Linked DNA regions of Homo sapiens: all the other regions are linked to region 3. Evidence: chromatin contacts called from ENCODE Hi-C or POLR2A ChIA-PET data. All regions are on one chromosome and are shown on one strand. Each heading gives the region's core, a stretch centred on a gene start or an enhancer-like site at or near the end of the contact. The rest is flanking DNA. Distances are from core to core; before and after follow the strand shown.

Region 1 (2,709 bases), core at 44-2,543, 660 kb after region 3:
AAAACCATAGGAAGAGTGAGGAGGAATATGTTGACCTCAAGCTGGCGGAAGAACCCTGAAAAGAATAAGAAAAGGAGAAATGAAGCCTACTATGGATTATTTTGGGAATCATCTAACTATGTGGCATGATTCCTATCTGAGTAACTCAGACTGTGAAAAATGTATTGCTGTGGATTATCCATATATTACAGATTAGCCTATTTGGGGAAGAGGGGTAGACATTGTGAACCCTTTTGAGTGGGAATATCATAAAAGAGGGTTCCATTAAAATGTAAGCACTGTGAGGGCTTGAATTTTTGTCATTTGTGTTTACTGCTCTATTCTAGCACCTAGAACAATGTGTCATTCCTGTGTCACCTCTTGTATCAGTTCCCTACTGCTGGTGTAACAAATTACCACAAATTTAGTGACTTAAAACCACACATTCATTATTGTCCTGATCTGGAGGTAGAAGACCTAAAATCCAGGTGTTGGCAGGGCTGCGTTCATTCCCGAGGCTTTGGGGGAGAAGGAGTTTTCTAGCCCTTTTCTGAAGGTTGCCTGCGTTCCTCGGTTCCCGCCTCACATCACTCTGACCTATGCTTCCATCCTCTCATTTTCTCTGATTCTGACTCTCCTGCCTCCTTCTGTCCCTCATGAGGATCCTTGTGATTACATCATGCTTACCTGGATAAGCCAGGATCATCTCTCCATCTCAAGGTCTTTAACTTAATCACACCTGCAAAGTCCATGTAAGGTAAGATATTCACAGGTTCCAGAATGTGGACATTTTTGGGGATCATTATTCTGCCTACTACACCCCTGAGGCCACCATCAGTGTCATGTCAAGGGAAGAGGGCAGCCCTGAGTCCTGGGGCAGGACCCACAGTGCTGTGAGCGGAGGTCCCAGCTGAGTGTGGAGTTTAGGGACAGGTAAGAGCAGAGGGACAGGCTGCTGTGTGGACTGGCTTTGGGAATAAGAAACTTACTCCCTGTGTGCAGATATACTGGAGGAAGGTGCTTTTCAGTGACAGAGGCAGAAGGATAGATTCTGCTGTTATGACTACAAGGGCTGTCCAAGCAGCAGACACTCAGATTACAGCTCTTTTCCGGTTTGGGTGTTAAGAATTTGAGACAATTTGAAAAGTGTAGTGCCTGCTTTATGGCAGATGTGCAACTCACTAAGAGCCATCTATTATTAATACCAGAGGGTGAGGGGCCAGGGAGGTTCCAGGGCCCCAGCTGTCTGGGGAGGCAGGTCACATGGCTCTATATCCCCAACCCTGGGGAAACAGGAAGAAGAACTGTCAAAAGGGAATAAGGTATGGGGCAGGTGTGCAGAGGTAGAGTTTCAAATGCTCTTTATCTTAACTTCTTCCCACGCAAGCTAGGAGGAAGCATCTGGCCGGTTCTTTAATGAAACTTGGAACTCACTGCTGCAGTCAAGAAGGAAATATTCCTGCGGTTTTTCTGTGAGGGAAGAAAGTAATAAATCTTTCTGTTGTTGAAGCAACACCTTTCAGTGGTGTAGCTCTGAGAGGGATATATTATTCTTAAAGTGTATGTGCTTGAGAGTTTGTTACCATCAGGCCATCGGGAAGCTTCACAAAGGTCCTGAAGGTCAGGAACAAAGCATAGGAACAGAATGCGTGGTTAGGAGCTGGTAGTCACAAACTCTGGAGCAGTCACAGATGATGCAGATTTAAGAAATCTACATTCCTTTTAGAACAGTTAGATTTTTGGGGTGAGTGCTGGCTCTGGAAAGCCCGTTTGTATCTCCCTGTGGATTTCCTGAGGAGCCCCTCCTCCAAAATGGGGCATTCCATAATTAGCGCCTGCTTAGATCAGTCATGTGTGGTAGAAGAAGAGGACAAGATCTCGTTTTTAAGGAGATCACTTATTCTGCAAAAATGTGTTGAATCCTTGCCATATGCCTGGCACTGTTCTAGGTGCAGGGGATACGGTAGCGACCAAAACACAAAACAAATAATAAATCTGTTTTATCTGGTTGTGATAAGGAGGATAGAGGCAAATAAGGCAGAATAAAGGGCTCAAGAGTAGCAGTGGGTGTGCTGTCTGACATAGTGTGGCCAGGGATGGCCCCCTTAAGAATGGGATACTTGTGCAGAGACCTGAAAGAAGCAGAAAAGGCTGAGGGGCAAGTCAAACAGACATCTACAGAGTGCTCCAGGCAGAGGGAACATCCACCAAAGCATATGCAACAGCTCAGTTTTAGTGAGTGCTCTGTGCAGTGCTGGCCCAGATCTCAACATCCGTTCCTCTTGTTAGGCATAGCCCTCACCCACACTGCAGCTCCTGGCAACTCCTTGGTGTAATACATCCCAGTCCCTGGCATAATCTTGCATAAAGTGATGAGAACCTGGAGGAGGGCAACAGCAAGAAGGCATAAGAGTTTTTGAAGGGAAAATCAACAGCATGTTGTGACTATATATGGGGGCTGACTTGGGTTTTGCATCTAGGAGCCTGGGGTTAGAATGTCCAGCCATAAGGTAGCAGCCCAAAGCCTGTGTGGCATCTTTGTGACTCAGGATGGATTTATCAGTCTGTCCTTGAGGCAAAGGCTCACTCCAAATTCCATGTTTGTGTAGTCCCCACCTTTATTCGGTAAGTCGACCCAATGTAGCTGCTGTGCCTAAATCTCCTGAGCTTTCATGTATAAAGGACAGAGAAGACAAAGTTAGAGTGCACAGCAAACAGAAATGTTTATAC
Region 2 (2,739 bases), core at 129-2,628, 630 kb before region 3:
TTATATATATCATATATATTTTATATATATATATTATTTGTTTGTTTGTTTGTTTTTTGAGACGGAGTCTCGCTCTGTCGCCTGGGTTGGAGTGCAGTGGCGCGATCTCGGCTCACTGCAAGCTCCCCCTCCCAGGTTCACGCCATTCTTCTGCCTCAGCCTCCGGAGTAGCTGGGGCTACAGGCACCCGCCACCACGCCTGGATAATTTTTTGTATTTTTAGTAGAGATGGGGTTTCACTGTGTTAGCCAGAATGGTCTCGATCTCCTGACCTTGTGATCCGCCCACCTCATTCTCCCAAAGTGCTGGGATTACAGGCATGAGCCACCGCGCCCGGCCATATTATATATTTTTTTATATATGTAAACCTATTGTATATATTAAAAACTATTATATATATAACTATTATATATATTATATGTAAAACTTTTGTATATAACTATTGTGTGTGTGCGTGTATATATATATAACTTGTATACACACACACACACACACACACACACACACACAAACTTTGGGAGGGGTCTTGTGAAAGCAGAGGCCTGGGTTTTCCTGCCATTGCCCCCAGTGTTTCAGAGTAAGGTGCTTATATTGTGGGTACAGGATCTCATTAGAACCTGTGTAAGTAATGTTTTCTTTGAGCCCTGTCTGCTCCAAGGCAGGTGGATGGTGTTGATAGGAGATACTCCTTTTGAAAGACATAGCCCCATGTTTGCGTTATTCCTGTGTTGAGCCTGGCTAGCACGGAGCAGGCTTGGTTCTGGTATGTATCTTCTGTCCACGGGTTCGAGAGGATGTCAGGACATCTGCCTCTTCACTCTGGAAGAGTCTGCGAGCCGGTGCAATGGGTGGCATGTAAATGGTAATGCCATGTGGCATGAATTCCCACTCGTCTTCTCTTTTACGTTTGTAGTACCTGAAAAAAGCCATGAATATAGAGTATTCATGAAATAATATAACAGGGTTCTCTTCTTTTAGAGCCTATTACCACTTCTTGTGTTACATCTTTTCAGGCATTTGCCGTCTTCTGATTACTTTGTTCATTTTGGATCAAAGGCCTAAATATGTAGGCCTCCAAGAAGTATTAAAATTTTCTCATGAAACCTTTCAGAAGCCTATCATATTAGTTAGCTATTACCTTTCTGCTTAGCTCTTGACAAAACAGTACCTTCATTTTTGTGTTTCTACCAAAAATTGAAGTGGATTTGGAGCAGAAGGGTAAGAAACCAAACTCAAGAGAGTATTTCTTATGTATGTAGTGTCCTAGGTTTCACTTCCTTGTTTCACAGAGCTGACTTATGCATTTTAATGTGAGAAAACCATTAAACATGAGGTTCTGGCATGCGCTTGCAGAGCTATTTGTTTGCGCCAAGCCTTGGCTGTGGCTGTGTTATCTTTGATCACAGAGATGACTCAGGCAGACTGGTTTTTGTTTCCTGATATACAAAGTTACCAGTCTCCTTCATCTGGCATTTGGTGATTCATTTTAGGAATTTGGGTGGTAAATTTTACTTTCAGGGGCCTTAAAAATTGTTCTTTCATGAATAAGTGGAAAGAACTAAGAAATGTTTTCAGAAAGTTGATGCAAGGAGGAAAGGCATGTGCACAGAATTGCAGTTTACATTAGAAACAGAGATTTGCTTTAGAACCTGTGCTCTGTCTTAAGAACATTGAATTTGTGGAAGCTTTTTACTACTCAGTCTGTTGTTCATTGCATCCTAGAAATAATAAATTACTACATTGAAAGTACCTTTCAGTGGTACCTGAAAGTACCTTTCCAAAATGTTGCTTAGTTTACATATAATCAGAATGCTGATACTACTCATTATATTCAAAGTATCCATTATATAAAACAAAGATTGCATTAATATAGAAAATTTAAATATTGCTTTGAAGCCAGTGTACTTAGGGCATCATTTGTTAACCTCTAAAAATACAAAGTAAGAAGTTTGCAATCAGTCTGTTCTTCCAGTGAAAGAAAATGCTGCGGTTGTAGTTGCTTTCTTCCAGTAAGTAAGGTGCTTTATGAAGTAGATTCATAGAACATCACCAACAGCAGAAGTGCCACCAACCAAAATACAAGGTTATTTTGGTGTAACAGAAAGAGCACATCTATCACTCTTGACAAGCCCTGCACTCTTGGGTTCAAATTGTAGCTCTGTAACTGCCTTGCTTGCTCTCTGAACCTCAATTTCCTCAACTTGCAAATGAGGGTGATAACACATCTTCTGAGAGTCACTGTAAGCAAAATGTCCTGTAAGCAGAAGCACCACCCTTGATTCCTTAAGTACAGAGCCTAGGCTCTGACTTATTGACTGTCCATGTGTGTTATAGAACAGTGTTTCTAAAACTTTAAGATGTAAACATATCACTTGGCTATCATATAAATTCTGATTTCAGTAAATCTGAGGTGAGGCCTGAGAGTCCGACTTCCAAATGGTCTTCCAGATAATGCCACTGCTGCTGGTCTGTAGATCACATTTTGAGTAGCAAAATTAAACTTGGGATATTAAATTTAATACCATCACACACACACACACACACACACACACACACACACACACACATACAATTTTAACAAGCTAGACAGTAGTAGCTTATTAAAATTGGTTAGGCAGTTTAAGGAATTTATTAAGAAGTAGATTTTGACCCAGGAATGCAGAAAACAAGAAAGAAAGTGTTCTGAGCAGAGAAGTCAGTAGGAAGTAGACCAACCTTTGTTGAGCCCCGTCTTTCTGC
Region 3 (2,700 bases), core at 38-2,537:
AAAAATGAAAAAAAAAAAAAGAGCGTCAGAGAGGAAACGGGAGGGTCTCAGTGGGGAATTCGGCTTCCTGTCGTCTGGGTTTTGATTTTGAGTTGTACTAGAGGAGTCTTTATGTCTGGAATGCTGAGAAAACCAGCCCAGGCCAGGCGGGCTGTGAGGGCAGGATTTAGAGGCGTTTAGTTTCTTAAACTCTATAGTCTGGATTCCGGTGTCAGGGGCCTGAGCCATTTTCCTCCTCCCCTACCCGTCAGCTCCCACTCCCTCCAAACTTCCTAAGAAAGTTCTGAGTCCTGCAGAAAGACAGGCTTCTCCATCTTCCACACCCGCGCAGATTTCTCTTTCCTCACACATGCACGCCCAGGCCCAGCGCCCCAGCCCCTCACCCCCAGGATAACTGTTAGAGTCTCTCACACGGGGCTGTCATCATTAACACCCCGAGATTCCCGAGGGCTAGGACACTGAGGCCGGTGTCCACATCTGCCAAATTCCTCCCATAGCTGCGTGCGAACTGAGTATGTTCCTAAGACGCCTAAGGAGTTCAGCACGGGGCTCGGGGTCCACTGCGACACTGCGCGGACAGCGGCCGCTCGGCTGGGCCTCAGGTGGGGAGGGCTCGCGGTCCTGCCCTGAGCCCGGGCTCCGCAGCTCGGCGCCTGCACCGCTCCCCTCGCCGAGCCCGCGGCGGAGTCTGCCGGCCGCACGCAGCAGGTCTGGGGCTCACCTTGAATCGGGACCTGCGGGGACCGCCGTGCGGCTTCCCGCTGGGTGAGCGCCGCAGCCCTGAGTGGCGGGGCAGTCATTCCCCTTTTCCAGATGGGAAAGCCAAATCTTGAGCCCAGCGCCAGCACCGTGTTCTCAGGTGCTGGGACTTCCAACCCGCGATCTCCTCACTGTAGTATTTCTGGGAACCTTCCCTGGGATTCCCCTCGGGGCGTAGAGGGAAGGAACGTCTGGGGACAAGCGTCCAGGAAGGGTCTGGATTCTTTGTCCTCCGCCGGGAGCAGGCCCCACCGCAGGCGCCAGTGTGTGGGGCGCCCCGGAGACGGTGGCGGGGACCGAGCCCCTGCCCCGCGGAGAAGCAGAGGGCGCGGGACGCCGTTCCCCAGCGCTGCCGCCGCCGCGCTCGCCAGGGCCTGGAGTGGCGCGGAGGGCGGCGGGCTCAGACCAAAGTCCACCAGGGGGCAAAGTCCGCGGGCCCCAAGCCCCCACCACGGGGTCGCGGGGGTTTGCTCCGCCTCGTGAGCTTGGGATTCTGGTTAAAAAGGCGGCTGGGCGGAGCTGCGGGCCTCCGACGGCGGGAGGACAGCGCTGCGAGGAGGCGCCCGGGACAGTCATGGAGCGCCGCCTGGGAGTGAGGGCCTGGGTGAAGGAGAACCGGGGCTCCTTCCAGCCCCCGGTCTGCAACAAGCTCATGTGAGTCCAGCACCCCCATGGCCGCCCCCTGCCCTCGCCTCCTCCCCCTCCTCCATCTGCGCCCTCACCTTCCAGCTCCGAGTTCCTGGACCCAGAAGCTTGCAGAAGGACCGCTTTAATCTCTTGGTTCTTGGGGGAAGATGGAGACAGGCTGTTCCGGTTCCACCACATCGGTCTGTTCCTCTTTCTTGTGACTGTGGCCTTGACTTCTGAAGAAGGCTGAGCTGGTTCTCAGGCTGTAGGAGATGACATGACAGGGTGCACCTCTCCTTCCAGGGCTGAGAAACAATTCTCCAACCCCAAGTGACACTGTGCATTTTGGGAAAACTCAAAAGTGTGGGGAGGGTGGTTTTCAAGGCAGAAATGCACTAGAATGTAGGCCTGGGGGCAGCCAAATCATACACCCCAACCCTGTCCCAGAAGCCACAGGCAAAGGGGGAGGCAGAGAATCCGCTCCTTTGGGAAGATCTTGATGTCTTGCTTTTTTCAGGGCCCCTCTATGCAGGTGTGCACGAACACACACACACACACACCACACCAGACCCTCCCTAGGCCACCTCTGCCAGTAGCCTCTGCCTGCAGCACCCAACAGGGTTGGCCATCCAGCTGCCATCTTTCTCAGGCAGACCTCTCAGGCCCTCCCCTGTGGTATGGTCACCTCCCTCATCCCCCCAGTTCCATGGCGGGGCCCCACATGCCAGCTAGATCAAGGTTTACATTCCCCATTTTTGCTGTGTCCACAGGACATGGTCAGTAGGGTGGCACCTCAAGGCAAACAGCAGGCCCAGGACTATGCCAAGTGTTTTTACATCATCTCATCTCATTCTCACAGTAGCACCGTGAGGGGGGATTTTCATAAGTAACTTTTCTAGTGTCACGGAGCGCCTGTGCGATAGGCTCCAGACTCAACCCACGGAGCAGTTCGACTCCAGAGTCCACGCACACTCTTGGTTACCATGCAATACCACATGGCCAACAGTCAATATCTCCCCAAAGATCTCTTCTATCACTGTTGTTGCCCACCCCCAATTAAAGATGTAGCATCATCTTTGCCTCCTTCCAACACTTCATCCCCATCTGCAGTCGCTCCTTCTCAGTCCTCCCTTCGCTCCCCCTGAGGTCTCGCGTCCATCTGCCCGGGCCTCTCCCTAGCATTTGGTGGTTTGCTGGCATCATTGGTATTCTTGCTTCTGCTGTACCACGCCCACCTCCACCTTCGTCTTCACAAGGCAGTCTCCTTGTGTGTGTGTCTGTGTCCAAATTTCCCTCTTTTAAAAGAACACCAGA
Region 4 (2,974 bases), core at 279-2,778, 690 kb after region 3:
CTGTTACCATTAGATCGCATCCTTTTGTCTATTTTTATGCTTAGGTTCAACGAAGAATGGACAGTGTGTATTTCTACCTAGGCATAAAAATAGACAGTTTTCCCTGGGTCACTGGGTTTTCATTTCTGAAGGCTCCTGTGTCCCATAAAACTTTGATTCGGTAAATTTGCTATGCTTTTCTCTTGTTAATCAGTCTTTTGCTATAGCAATGACCCTTATGAAGGGTGAGGAAAGGTATCTCACATCTTTTCTACCCCGCCCCCCCCCCACAATAGGGATTTATTGAACTGCACCACACCAAGTCCCAGACCCAGGAGACTGGGCTCAGAAAGTCCCACTGAGTTCCTAGGTACCAGCCTTCTGGTAGAGCAGCTTTCTTTTCTAGTGTGGCTCTATCTCTTCTTTGCATATGCCTTCAGCTTCTTCTTTCCCCTCTTTTAGGTCTACTCTGCCTCCAGCCTGTGTTTTAATCACATAAAAAATGCTATTAAAAATGTAGAATCAAGGGCTGGACAGAGTGGCTCAAACCTGTAATCCCAGCATGTTTGGAGGCTGAGGTGGGCAGATCGCTTGAGCCCAGGAGTTCGAGACCAGCCTGGGCAACATAGTGAAACCCCGTCTCAAAAAAAAAAACAAAAACAAAAACAAACAAACAAACAAACACAAAATTAGCCAGGCGGGCATGGTGGCACAGCGCCTGTAGTCCCAACTACTAGGGAGGCTGAGATGGGAGGATCGCTTGAACCTGGGAGGTCAAAGCTGCAGTGAGCCATGATCACGCCACTGCACTCCAGCCTGGGTGACAGAGCAAGACTGTTTCAAAAAGAAAAAGTTTAGAATCAAATTTTAGATTGTAAACTCTGATTGAGGTTGTTGCCTTCCAACTATGCTTATTCATCTAGAAAGAGAAGTCAGCATTTCTTGAAGTCTGGTCGCAGTATGGGGTCCCTGAGAGAAGGCCTCTCTAAAAATACCAGGGGGAGGGAGGGAGAGGTATGCGATTGAGAGTTAGGGAGGTGGTTCCAGAGAAGAGGGCAAGCCCTCAGGTTGGGCCGCCAGAGGCTCCCAGGAGAAGAAAGAAAGGGAAGCCAGGCCTGCATCCTGGTGGAGCCCGCTCCTCCCACCGCGGGGAGATCCGCCCTCAGCGCTGTGGTGGCCGGAAGTGCTGGTCTAGGGCGGGTGGGGGCGAGGGGCTGCCTGGGAGGTCAGTCTCCCGGCTGGGCTGGGATATTTATAGCACCTGGGTTTCTGGGTCTGCCTCCACCTGGATTTATTTATGCGGCCTGTGGCTGTGGCGCCTGTGGAGAATGAGGCGGGGTGGGGTGGGGGGGGGCGCGGATCTCGCTGCAAGGGTCTAGTTCTTGGCCTTGGGACTCTAGCTGGACTGGAAACGACAAATCACAACCAGGGGCTGTCTGGGGGAACACAGGCAGAGCAGCACTTGGTGCTGCGCCTGCAAAGCCGCCGATGGTTGGGCCTGTTGAAACTCGGGGCTTTCCAGATTCACGCGGTGTCGCCTTTGCGGCCGCCGTGGGCGTGGGTTAGGCAGGTGTGGGCGACGGGGAAGCGATCCCCTCCCCCGCAAGTCACCCCGGGCTCCGGTTCTCACGCCTTCCTCCGCAGCTCCTGGGAAGAATTAAAGGCGGAACAATGTTCCGTCTCCGGAGGGATCTGTACTTGGAAAGAGAACTCAGAGAGCACGTGGTGGCCGGCCCCATCTGCAGACCCAAAACTAGAGAGTCCACGTTTGCGAACCCATCTGCACTTTCGACTTTCCCTGATCACTACGTGTCTGGCTGCTCTCAGACTGCGATGACATCATTTAAAAAAAATGTAAATAACTGTCCTTTGGGTCTTTCAAGAACCTAGTGATTGAGGAGAGGGCAACGGTGAATCTCGAGGAAGGCTGTGTCGTGGGACCTTCAGGCATTGTTTAATCTGTGCAGGGCGCAGTCTTGGGCAGGCCCCAGCCCTCTCCTCTGCCCACTCGCAAAGCCCGGCCTGCTTGCTCCACCGGCAACTGGGCTGGAGGAGAGGCGAGGGGCAGGGTGGGTGCTAAGATCCTGTGCGAAAAGCCAGGACCCTCGTGGTACCTAGGGAAATGAAAATCGCGTTGACAGTAGTCCAACGCTTTCCTTTTCTCATTCACCCCTCGGGCAGCACAACGAGACAGGCACTCCTGCCAACGTCCCCATTTCACAGATGGAGAAACTGAGGCTTAGGCAAAGCAATTTGCCCCAGGGTGACGGAGCAAGCGTCAACTTCAGTTTCCAGCTCGGACGCGAGGGGCCGTCGGGGGCGTTCCGGGGAGGGGGTGCCTGGGCCGGGGGCGGCCACGCGGGGCTGGGAGAGGTTCCAGCAGCGGCGCGTGGTGTAGCCGGCGTCCGGCGGGACTGCACGGGCCTGGAGCCGCTGGAAAGGCCGGTCTGGTGGCCCGGGACGAGGGGGCGGCCTTCCCGGAATCCCGAGCAGCACGGCGGAGCCGGGGCAGCTGCCAGGCGCGGCTGGGGACCGGCTCGCGCTGCGGTTGGCGGCGGGCAGGCCACATACCGCGCAGCGTGGAGGAAATGGCTGGGATTCCTCCTGCGGCGCCGCGCGGGCCTCGGGGAGGGCGGGGCTCCCCCAGTGTGTCGGGGCGGGGGCGGGGCGCGGCGGAGGGTGAGCGGGGATCCTGGCGCTGGCGGGGGCGCCCCGACCTGAGTCCTCGTCCCTGGAGCGCTCCCGCCACTTTGCCAGCATCTGGGCCTCCAGAGCCCCGTGAACCCTCGAGAAGGGGAGCACGTGAAGGGGCTCCCCGGCCACGCCCAGCCTCCTGCCCAGTCTCTGCCTCAGGCCTAAGGGTTCAAGAGGGGCCTGAGTCACCCACCTGCAGAGCGGCCCTGCAGCCCCTGCTGATCCGAATCAGGCCCTGCCTTCTGGGGTGGCGCACGACACGCGTGGGGCCCAGCGAAGAGGATGCTGAGGACCTGGACGC

What was found. A loop is a pair of places that touch in the nucleus more often than their neighbours do. ChIA-PET counts read pairs that join two places held with the same protein, here RNA polymerase II (POLR2A). Pooled maps may share reads with other maps.
Region 1: a pooled map shows a loop between it and region 3 (4-fold over the local background). The contact joins the enhancer-like site here to the promoter of HAAO in region 3. A Hi-C loop is called at or near these places in 1 of 37 single-sample maps with no recorded cell type and 3 of 50 pooled maps. POLR2A ChIA-PET finds 5 or more read pairs at or near these places in 3 of 52 experiments (B cell, GM12878 and activated CD4-positive, alpha-beta T cell).
Region 2: POLR2A ChIA-PET joins it to region 3 with 12 read pairs in Caco-2. The contact joins the enhancer-like site here to the promoter of HAAO in region 3. A Hi-C loop is called at or near these places in 1 of 37 single-sample maps with no recorded cell type and 2 of 50 pooled maps. POLR2A ChIA-PET finds 5 or more read pairs at or near these places in 2 of 52 experiments (CD4-positive, alpha-beta T cell and Caco-2).
Region 4: a map with no recorded cell type shows a loop between it and region 3 (9-fold over the local background). The contact joins the enhancer-like site here to the promoter of HAAO in region 3. A Hi-C loop is called at or near these places in 1 of 168 maps with a recorded cell type or tissue (PC-9), 15 of 37 single-sample maps with no recorded cell type and 4 of 50 pooled maps. POLR2A ChIA-PET finds 5 or more read pairs at or near these places in 2 of 52 experiments (GM12878 and activated CD4-positive, alpha-beta T cell).

What each region holds. Positions count from the first base shown.
Region 1 is chr2:42,127,820-42,130,528 of GRCh38, reverse strand. No RefSeq gene overlaps it. Among named protein-coding and RNA genes, the nearest start is that of EML4, 40 kb to the left of the region's middle. RefSeq lists an enhancer at 2,669-2,709. Within about 2 kb of position 1,293, at least 8 of the 41 ENCODE cell types and tissues checked have a DNase peak (open chromatin) inside an H3K27ac peak, as active enhancers do; they include B cell and GM12878, where a contact is called at or near this core.
Region 2 is chr2:43,425,275-43,428,013 of GRCh38, reverse strand. All of the region lies in intron 28 of THADA (THADA armadillo repeat containing), which reads left to right. Among named protein-coding and RNA genes, the nearest start is that of THADA, 170 kb to the left of the region's middle. RefSeq lists enhancers at 1,395-1,454, 1,475-1,564, 719-1,918, 1,957-2,036. Within about 2 kb of position 1,378, at least 24 of the 41 ENCODE cell types and tissues checked have a DNase peak (open chromatin) inside an H3K27ac peak, as active enhancers do; they include CD4-positive, alpha-beta T cell, where a contact is called at or near this core.
Region 3 is chr2:42,791,170-42,793,869 of GRCh38, reverse strand. HAAO (3-hydroxyanthranilate 3,4-dioxygenase) reads left to right here and starts at 1,287. Exons shown (of 10, transcript NM_012205.3): 1 at 1,287-1,413. The coding sequence starts at 1,334. RefSeq lists silencers at 551-640, 721-820, 1,001-1,440.
Region 4 is chr2:42,100,990-42,103,963 of GRCh38, reverse strand. No RefSeq gene overlaps it. Among named protein-coding and RNA genes, the nearest start is that of PKDCC, 54 kb to the right of the region's middle. RefSeq lists enhancers at 1,390-1,909, 1,834-2,661, 2,880-2,959 and a silencer at 2,320-2,699. Within about 2 kb of position 1,528, at least 34 of the 41 ENCODE cell types and tissues checked have a DNase peak (open chromatin) inside an H3K27ac peak, as active enhancers do; they include GM12878, where a contact is called at or near this core.